2 separate regions of the Homo sapiens genome follow, and region 2 is linked to region 1. Evidence: chromatin loops called from intact Hi-C (ENCODE). Cell type or tissue: heart right ventricle. All regions are shown on one strand.

Region 1 (5,000 bases):
CTCAGGAGATGCCTACTTCTTAAATATCAACAGCTGGTGTTTGGTTTTAAATTTCTTCTGTGCAACTGTCCCCATAGGGTCTCAGTTGGGTTCCAATTCTTGAACTGGTAATATTGCTTTAGAAAGCAGGATCTTTATAATAATAAACATTCTGTGTGCTTCTAAAATTCAGATAAACTGCTTAGATAACAGAAGGGTTATTAAAAGGTACAAGTTCTCATTGTTAATATTTTTAGTATATAATAATAATTATTATTTATCATGTATTGAACACTCCTAGGTGCCAAGAACTGTACTAAATATTTTACATACACACTCTCACTTAATCCTCTCAAAATGCTCCCAAGTCCTCTCTCCAGTCTGAGTATTGGAGGTTCTTGTGTTTTCTTCTTTCCCTTTTCACCATCCACACCATCCTATTCTTTGTAAGCAGTGTTTTCTAATATATAGCTCACCTTCTTCTCTGGCTTCTCTGTTTGTTTTTGCTTCCAGATTTATTCATTGCTTCTGTTAGGGTCACAAGTGGCCAGGTGATATCCAGGTAACACATACTCCTTTTGAATGCAGAAGGTAAGGAAGAAACATCAAACCAACAGCTCCTTAGGCCAGAAGTGGCTCCCCTCCAACACCAAAAGCCATGCTCACTTGGAGAGGCAGGGCAGAAAATTCAACACACAGACCCTGTCAATGTTGCTGAATGAGGGTAGCAGTGCTGTGTAAGTCAGGGGAGGCTGTGGTAACCCCTGGGAGTAACCTTTTCCATGCCGTGTGTCCACAGAGCAGGGCAAGGCCAGCCCTAGAGCTAAAGAGATCCACACTGGTGGGAGAACAGACGTTCCAAGGAATGCCAGAGGGGCCTCATGAGCTTAAAACTAACAAATGAACAAAGTCAGTTTGAGACAAATAATTAGGTAGGTGTCCTCAGTGCCCGGCATTAATATGTTTGTGTTTGTACACCAGCAAGCCCTTAATAAATATGTTCTTTCCTGTCCCATAGAAATAGTCTGTAAATAAATAACAGGACATCCCACTTTTGCTGACAAATCATTTTTCCTTTCTATCTGGGTGCCAGTTGCACTTTATAAATGACTTTAATTTACAGTGCATTATGTTTCCTTGTATTTCTTGCCTCTAAATCCCCATGCAATATTTTGTATCCATTCCCATGATAGTTTAACTGTCTTTAACCTTTTCAGTGAGGGGTGTGTGTGTATGAGTATAAATATGTGTGTTTGTGTGTATTTGTGTGTGTCTGTGTGTGAGTATCTGTGTGTGTTTGATAACACCATACATTTCATTCCATCATTTCTAAATGGATCAACTCAACATTGTCATTTTTGCCATGTGTTTTATGATCATTGTCTTTCTATGAACATCAGTTGTGTTTGCTTTGTGGAAATCTGGTCCCTGGATGGCTGCGGCCAGAGCAAGCTGATCACCTTTGGTGTGAACAGACATTGAGTTGGGCTGGGGGAGTTCATTGTGGAAGTCAAAGCGGATGTCACTGACCAGACTTGTCAACCATTTCAAGTGAAATTCTCTAAAAACTCACCTGAAGCTTTCCCCAGAAAACACCAAGGTGCAGTATTCAACAAAAGGCAAACTAATAAGAACTACTATTTATTAGGTACCTACTGTGTGCAAAGTCTTCTACTTGTACAGTTTCATTAATCTTCATAAAAATGCCCTAGGAGGTGGGTATTATCATCATCATCTCCACTTGAGAGCTTGAAACTGAAGCTCAGAGAAAGTGAAGTTAGTAAAAAGCTCAGCTGCATTTGAATCTGTCACCAAAGTCTTCCTCGTCTTGAATCTGACTCTACAGGGTGCGGGGATAAGGACTTTGCATACAGAGTCAGGCTATTTTGCCAGTGTTGTGTGCTCTTTCCTTGTAGCTTGGCCCTAGGCTGCCCATGAGTTTGCCAAAGGTGTACTGTAGCCCACTCTGAGGCAGGTCAGGGCAGAGCACTGAGGTTGTGCGGTTGAATGCAACTGACCCTGGTGCCTGAGATTCTCACAATCTAGTGAACTCCTAGACAAGCCAACAGACACCCCCACTCCATTGCAAAGTAGAGACCCATCCATCCATCCATTCACTCATTCATACAACAAATATTTATTCAACTCCGTGCTAGGCACTGTTGTAAGTACTGGGGTTACAAGACAGACAATAGCTCTGAGCTCACACTAAACAAACTAGTAACATAACAGCCAATAATTAAGAGTGTTCTGTCTTAGTTTTGTAGTGCTGCCACAGCACACTACCATGAATCTAACAGCTTAAAACAACAAACATGTATTATCTCACTGTTCTGTAGGTCAGAAGTCCAGAAAGGCACATGTGAGCTCTCTGCTCCAAGTCTCACTAGGCCGACATCAAAGTGTCAGCCATCTGGACTCCTATCAGGAGGCTCTGGAAAGAATCTTCCAGGCTCGTTCCGACTGCTGGCAGAACAGCCAGTTCCCTGTGGCTGCAGAACAGAGGTCCCTGCTTCCTTGCTGGCTGCAGCCTGGGGCCACTCTGTCAGCCTCTGGAGGCTGCCCGCCTTCCTTCTCATCTCATGGACCCTACACCTCTTCTCATCAGCTACTGTGCATGCTTGGAATCTTGCTGCTTTCCTTTTCTGCCCTTACTCTCCGCATTTAAGGGCTCATATGCTTGTATGAATCTACATGGATAATCCACAATTATTAATATCTCCCTATCTTAAGGTCAACTGATAAGTAACATTTATTACATCTGCCGAGTCTCTTTTTTCCCCATAAAATTACACCCTCATATGTATACCAAGGGGCAAGGAGGGCCAAAATGCAGAAAAAAATAATGTGATCATCATTCATTCAACAAATACTTATTGAGCACCTATTATACACCAGGCACTGTTCTAAGTGCTGGTTATACCTAGCCTCCTGGAGCTTACCTTTTAGTGAGAAAAAGACACCAAAAAACAAGAATAAATGGGTAGAAGTATATGCTGTGTTTGGCATTGATAAATGCTATGGAGAAAGATACATTGAGACAAGTCTAGGGAGGCATTGGGAATGTGGTTATACTTTGAAACAGAGTGGTCAGGGAAGGGCTCACTGAGAAATTCAAGGAAGAGAGAAAGCACACCATGCATGTAACTGGGAAAAAATTTTCTGGAAAGAAAGAACAGTAGGTGCAAAAGTGGTGAGGTGGGGGCATGCCCCACAGGTTCAAGGAGCAGCAAGGGAAGCAGTAAAGTAATAAAACAGGAACGAGAAGGACCCTCGGAGAGAGCAACGACCAGGTCATGTGAAGCTGGGGCATGGCGTGATGGTAAGAGGAGGTGCAGGGTGGAGACGGAGGTGCTGATTTAATTTTTGTGGTCAGAGAAGGTGTGTATTGGTCAGCTATTTTTGTACAACACATTAGCAATTCAAAATCACAGATGTTTGTTTTCTCAGTTTTTAAGGGTCAGGAATCTGGAAGTGGCTTACCTGGAGTGGGTCTGGCTAAGGGTCTCTCACAAGTCTGTAATCAAGTTGTCAGCTGGGAGCTCAGTCATCCGAGGCTTGACTGAAGCTGGTGGATTTGCCCCCACATGCAGTTGTTGGCCTGCAACTTCTGCTCCTTGCCAAGCACGTCTCTGCACGGGACAGCTGGAATAGCTTTCCCCAGCGCAAATGATCTGCAGGAGAGGAAGATGTCACACTGTCTTTTATGACAGTCTCTGAAACACACACACACATGCACACACACACCTTATTTTGTTCTTTAGACCCAAGTCACTAGGTCCAGCCCTCACTCAACAGGAAGTAACTACACAAGATTGTGAATACCAAGAGGTGGGTGTCACTGGGGCCACCTCGGAGGCTGGCTGCCACAGAAGCCTTCTCAAGAGATGGGATATTTGATCTGAGGGCTCAATAATGAGAACGGTCCAGCCAGCTCTTCCAGGGCAGCCGGCTCTTTCAGACAATAAGCCTGAAAGAAGCTGCACCTGCTCCTTGGACAGAGAGAATGAGATATTCGCACAGACTGTGGTTCTCTTCATTCTCACCAAGTCCAGACTCATCATGCCTCCTCCACCTCTTCAAATGCTTCCCTTCTTCCTCCTCCACTTTCCTTTCCCATCAGGCCAGTGGAGTTTATAGTTGAAACTGCATGCCCCGGGTGTTCCTGATCCCCTGCTCTTTGCTTAGGCTATTCTCCTACCCAACATGCCACCACCTCTTCCCTACTTCCCTAAACATGGACGATACTGAGACCCAACCCAAGCCACCACCTCCTCTCAGAAGCCTCCCCTGTTGTTGCAGCCCATATTGATCCTTTTTCTGAATCAAGGATGCCTCATAGCAGCCTTGGATTAACAGAAAGTCTGGTCCCATTTCTATCTGTGACTCATGTCTCCAACTCCATTGTAAGCTCCTGGGTACAAGGGCTGTGTTGTACTCACTCCCGACGTTCCTAAAGACCCCTGCCACAGTTGGAGTCCTGGTGGTCAAGAAATGGCTTACCCAGATGGGGTTATTTTCGTAGTATTTTATTAATACTCTGAAACAAGACTTGTTTACAAAGTTTAGAGAAACTAATAAAGGATAGTATGGTATCCAGGACTGGCCAAAGCAGGGAGCCAATACCCCCACCCGCATCCCCCCATCAGAGGCATGAAGGAGCAAAGGGAGCTGGCAGTTCCCCAAACTGGGGAGAATAATGTAAAGGAAGAGCCACCTGATGGGAGAGGTGTCCTGCGGGGCCAAGCCACAATGACCTGGCAGGAGAGAACGAGGAATAAAGCCTCGCCTCTTGCTCCTCCCATCTTCCTATCCTCATTGGCAGCTTTCATCAGCCAAATGCAAGCAGAAGCCAGGAGGCAGGGGAGTCGGACCATGTAGTTCACATAGGTCAGCCCCTGAGGTGCAGCAGAGTGGAGAAGAGTAGAGAAGCAATCTGGAGAAGCCAAAAGACTCCACAGTGTAAGACTCAGAGCTGGAAGCCTGCTTGGTTCTCTAGTGCCTCCTCCCAGCCTGGTACC
Region 2 (5,000 bases), 170 kb before region 1:
CCTGCCGAGAGACCGGGATATGATAGCTCAGACCCTCCACTCTATTTCATCACATCCACCCTCTCCTATCTGAATCGTTGACCTTATTTCTCCCTCCTCTACTTCTCCCTCCCCATCTATTTGTAACCTCTGAATAGAGTTCTGGATTTTTTACTCATCCATTCATTTCCTTATGCATTCATTTAGTTGAATAAAGTTTGAGTATTTTTATGGATCTGGGGCCCTGTTCTACGTCTTGGGGATACAACGGCCAGTAAACCACAGAAGATCCCTGCTTGCTTAAGTTCAAGTTTGGGAGACAGATCACAGACAAAAGTACAAATTAACAAAGAAGATAAATAAGCAAGATTGTAACAAGTGTCTTAAAGGACATACTCAGTATGAGCAAATGAGGAGGAACCGGGGAGGGGCGACCTCAGATGGGATGACTGGGTATCATCTTCCTGTGGGCTAAGTGGCCCCCATTGACCCACTGATGAGACTCATGCAGGGGGTTAGTAACCCTTCGTCATCCTTTAGTGTAGGTTCTCCAGGTGTCTGTCCCCTACTGACACTTCTTCCTTCCCCAGGTCAGTTGGGAGTTCTTAGGAGGGGAGGGAATTAGCAGCCAGACTTAATAAAACCTAGTGGAGGAGGAAAGTCTGTGAATTTAACTCCCGTTCGGGCCCTGGAAGGAGTGTCTATTCACTCTTCCCCTCCCATGGGGTTGTTCTTTCCAGCTGCTGGAGAGGTGGTTCAGTCACCCACCTGCAAGATTACTTGTCAGTGGAGCAGAAGGTCAGCCTCAAACTCTCTTTTGTCACCTGTCCAAGTTAACCTGAGGCTTCCCATTCCCTTGGTTTTCACCTTTGCATTTCTAGGCACCATTTTATAACTGTCTCCATTGACCTTCTGCTAGGATATGTTTGTAAGACATTTCATTTATCCTCTGGGGTTTCTGGGAACCTGAAGAGTTTGAGAGTGGCTCTGTCATGTGGGGAGGTTTTCTTTTCTCTGGGAACCATACCCACCTTCCACAGAATGTTCCTCACTCTGAAAGTCTAGGTAAATAGTTGCTGTAACTTCCTACCCCTGTTAGGATAATTGGACTAATGTTGCCCATTAGTGCTATCCTCAGGGGCCTGAACCCATGAAGTCATCAACTAAAAACATCCATTCACCTGCAAAAGCCCAAACTGCTTTCAAACGAAGTCAATTTTTTTCTCTTTATAGATTTATGAACCGAGCCAAGGTAATTTTCTTTTTTATAACATCAGCAAAAGACCTTAATGCCCGCTGAGCTAGTTTGAACTTATAATGAACTTAAAAATTGTCTGCAGCTTTTGAACCAGCTCCTCAAAATAATCTCTGAAATAAGCCTAAACAACCATTGCTGCTGGGCCATTCAAGCTGGTTCACTGGTGCCGCTCTGGCCTGTTGCGGAGGGAGTAATCCTGTGAAATTTGAAAGGACTTCTTTGCAAGGCCTCCCAAGGTGTGGCAAGGTGCTGAATTGACACACACCAATCCTAAACTGGTTCTCACCAGGGAACATCAGAGGTCAGAGAGCTGTGGACACCCGTGTGTCATATCTTCCTCATGTTAGAGTTTGGTGGAGGGTGGGGGCAGATAGAGGACCAGAGGTGGTGGGACAATCCAATTTCTGTACCTAAGATGTGTGCATTTGTCTCCCCCCATCCCAGGGAACTGCATCTTGCAGCACATCAGAATCATCTGGGAGCAGGAGAACCCTTCTGACCATGAAAGCAATTTATTTCCCAGAACCAATCCAGAAGAGGCCACTTCTACTGATCCTGACCAAGTCAAGAGCTGGGCTTGTGGTGGGCTGAACTGTGTCTTTTCAGCCCAGAGCTGGTCAGAGTAAGCCTAGGCTGCCTAGACCTTGCCATCCCCAAACCCAAATTTCATTTCCCTAGCTATAAAGTGCAGGACCTATTCAACTTATTTTAGCTGCTGTACAATTCTTTAATTTCAAGGAAAGGACAGGAAAGCTATGTGAGTTCAGAGCCATTACCCCATTCACCTGGCATTTCCAGTGCCTACACAGTGCCTGGCACATAGCAGCACACTATAAAGATTTGCTGGTTATGAGTAAATGAATGAATGAATCAATGAACAAGCAAACAATACATGCATAGGAATAGAAATTCCCCAGACATGAAAAAACTTGGGCCAGCCTCTCTCCCATTCTTTGCAGGGTTCTGCTACAGGTATGTAATTGTTTATTGAGAGAGATGCAGGGCTAATACTGCTTAGAGTCCAATTCTGATTCCCCTATATTCTATTTGTTTGATTTTGATAAGTTCTTGGATATGCATGAGCTTCAGTTGCTGCATGTGTAAAATGGGATAATAATAGTTCCTATATCACAGCGCATGAAAAAACACTTGGCATACTGCCTGACACACGATAGACGCTTGAATGTTATCTATGCTCAGTATTCATAGAAAGGGTTTGTTTTCCTGTATGTGTATCTGTATCATCCATATCTATTTTTAGTTATTGACCAGTCATAAAGCTCAGGGTTAAGCAATTGCTGTGTTTATCAAACAAATATCTACAGACCATCTCTGGCTCCCTTTAGAACTCTATTTGCCCAACTTATTTTCAGCTCTGAAAGAGTTACAGTCCACGTTTTAAGTGTTACATTAACACTTTCTTTTTGGTTACCAGAGTTACAGCTTATCAACAGCTCTCTTAAATTTTCCATGCCTGTTTTCTATCACTTGTCTCCCGGAACCATCCACTTGGCAAAGCTCTCGGCTCCCTCTCTCTCTGTATTTCTCCCCTCTCCATCATCTGATGTTGTGTCTGTCTCCTCTGTTGTTTTCTGTTCTTCCCAGGTTCTCCTACCTCTTTGGCAGAAATAGCAAATGGTTTTCATCTCATGCATCAGCTCAGATAGCCTGGAGAGCTACATTGAGACTTCTCAGGCCACATCTAGGGTCGGTGAGAAAGAGCATCATGATTGATTAGCAATGTCTGCCACTGTCACGAGAGGGAAGGTAGGGTTGTGTGTAGTAGCCATTTGCCATCCTTATTTGGGCAAAAGAAACACTGTGACTCGTCATTTTACAGCTTTACTACAAATCTTAGCAGAAGATCAAACACTGGCTGAAATACAAAGTTAAATCATCTGATACAGTGTACCACAATTTGGACAGGTGCTAAAAAATGATTTCTTCTAATCTCTCTCTCATAGCCAGAGGGAACATCTATATCCCTCTGTCTTTGGGAAGCTGGGCATCCTCGGTGAAGAATGTTCTTCCTTCTTTCTAGAAAGCACAAGCTACAACAGAAAGATTGTTCCAGCCCTAATAGTAAACCTGCTAAGAAAATTCAGGGATCAGTTTGGGTAGGAAAGAAGCCAGGCTAAGTGAAGGTGAGTGTGGCCTGTGTGGTAAGGCTGACATCCACTGACCTAAGGCCAGTCCTGACACCTGCTTGCTCGCCTCCTAAGAACCCTGAATAAGGCCACCTGATCTTAGCCCCTTTTGTCTCCTTGTTTCAAGAGGAGGTACCTGGGTCAGGGTTAACTTGTGAACAGAGGGCTTAGAAGTGTCCATGGCAGGGTGTTAATGCTTGTATTACATTTGCTCGGCATCTTGCCTGTGCTAAGCCAGGGGCTCATGTCAGATTCAGGAACTGCCTCCTTCTTCTGCTCCCATGCTTAGAAGAGACACAGATTAAGCCCTTGCCATGTTTCTATATCCTGCCCCGGCCCATGCTCCCATGCCCAAACCTCAAGGTTCTCTTGCTCAGAAAACTCTCCTCTGTGCAGAGCCACAGAGCCAGCAAGTCCACCTCTGTGCTCGGCCAGACAGCCCTTGTTCCAAGCCACCACCCTGAGCCCTGCCTGTCAATAGTTACAACCTTGTTGATGATGGCAGCTGCCGCGAGTGTCCTTTATAGTCTGTTAGACCTTGGGCAAGCTTCTCAACCTCTCTGTGCTCAGTTTCCTCATCTAGAAGGTAGAGATTATACTAACAGTACATACTTTGTAAGCTTGTTTTAAAGACTAGAGGAGTTGGCCAGGTGCGGTGGCTCACGCCTGTAATCTCAGCACTTTGGGAGACTAAGGCAGGTGGAACACGAGGCCAGGAGTTCGAGACCAGCCTGGCCAATATGGTGAAACCCTGTCTCTACTAAAAATAGAAAAAATTAGCCAGGCGTGGTGGTAGGCACCTGTAATCCCAGCTACTCAGGAGGCTAAGGCAGGAGAATCACTTGAACCCGGGAGGGGATGTTGCAGTGAGCCAAGATTGCACCATTGCACTCCAGCCTGGGCAACAGAGTGAGACTCCGTCTCAAAAACAAAGAAACCAAAAAAAAAAAAAAAAAAAGACTAGAAGAGTTTGAAGAGTTAACATAGGTAAAACTCTCGAAACAGTGCTTAGGGCATGGTAAATGGTGAAAATGTTAACCATTGTTATTAAAAGTGTTTCCCAAATCTTGTCCTATTTGATCCCCACAATACTGTGAGGTCAGCTAGGGCCACGGGGTTAGAACCCTTATTCTAGAAGGAAACAGAAGTTCAGGAGAGCTAAGCTGGAAGGGCTAAGTTGGGCTGGAGCCAAGTTCTTTTGACTCCATGTCCAGGATTCTTGTGTGATGCCACCTGTGAGTTTTAGTATTTGACCTCAGACCACACTGGTGCCTGATATTGTTTTCCTTTATAATTGTTTACAAAAGAGGATTTTATAAACCGTCTGAAATCCTCAGTCTCGAAGTCAGCCTGGAATAGGCATTTTTATATGTAAGTATGTCAAGTATACACCTTGGTATTACAATTAGTGATTTAGCATCCTTGGGAGAGAAGATATGTAAAGGCATTTCATTTTTTTTTTTTTTTTTTTTTGAGACAGAGTCTTGCTCTGTCACCCAGGGCTGGAGTGCAATGGTACAATCTCGGCTCACTGCAACCTCTACCTCCCAGGTTCAAGTGATTCTCCTGCCTCAGCATCCCAAGTAGCTGGGATTACAGGTGCCCACCACCATGCC

The links. Hi-C counts contacts between places; a loop is a spot of excess contacts. Peaks named below come from ENCODE experiments on the same cell type or tissue, not always from the same donor. Only the 100,000 strongest peaks of a DNase experiment are listed, where the experiment ranks them.
Region 2: a loop joins it to region 1, with 10 times the contacts of the local background. A loop is called at or near these places in 3 of 110 quality-filtered maps.

The regions. Positions count from the first base shown.
Region 1 is chr16:49,110,514-49,115,513 of GRCh38, forward strand. It overlaps LOC105371241 (a long non-coding RNA gene), which reads right to left. Exons shown (of 4, transcript XR_001752138.3): 3 at 3,463-3,653. Among named protein-coding and RNA genes, the nearest start is that of CBLN1, 170 kb to the right of the region's middle. In heart right ventricle, no CTCF peak of the experiment used is centred here; a DNase peak (open chromatin) is centred at 2,458; H3K27ac peaks cover 732 bases.
Region 2 is chr16:48,944,489-48,949,488 of GRCh38, forward strand. No RefSeq gene overlaps it. Among named protein-coding and RNA genes, the nearest start is that of CBLN1, 330 kb to the right of the region's middle. In heart right ventricle, no CTCF peak of the experiment used is centred here; a DNase peak (open chromatin) is centred at 2,758; H3K27ac peaks cover 1,887 bases.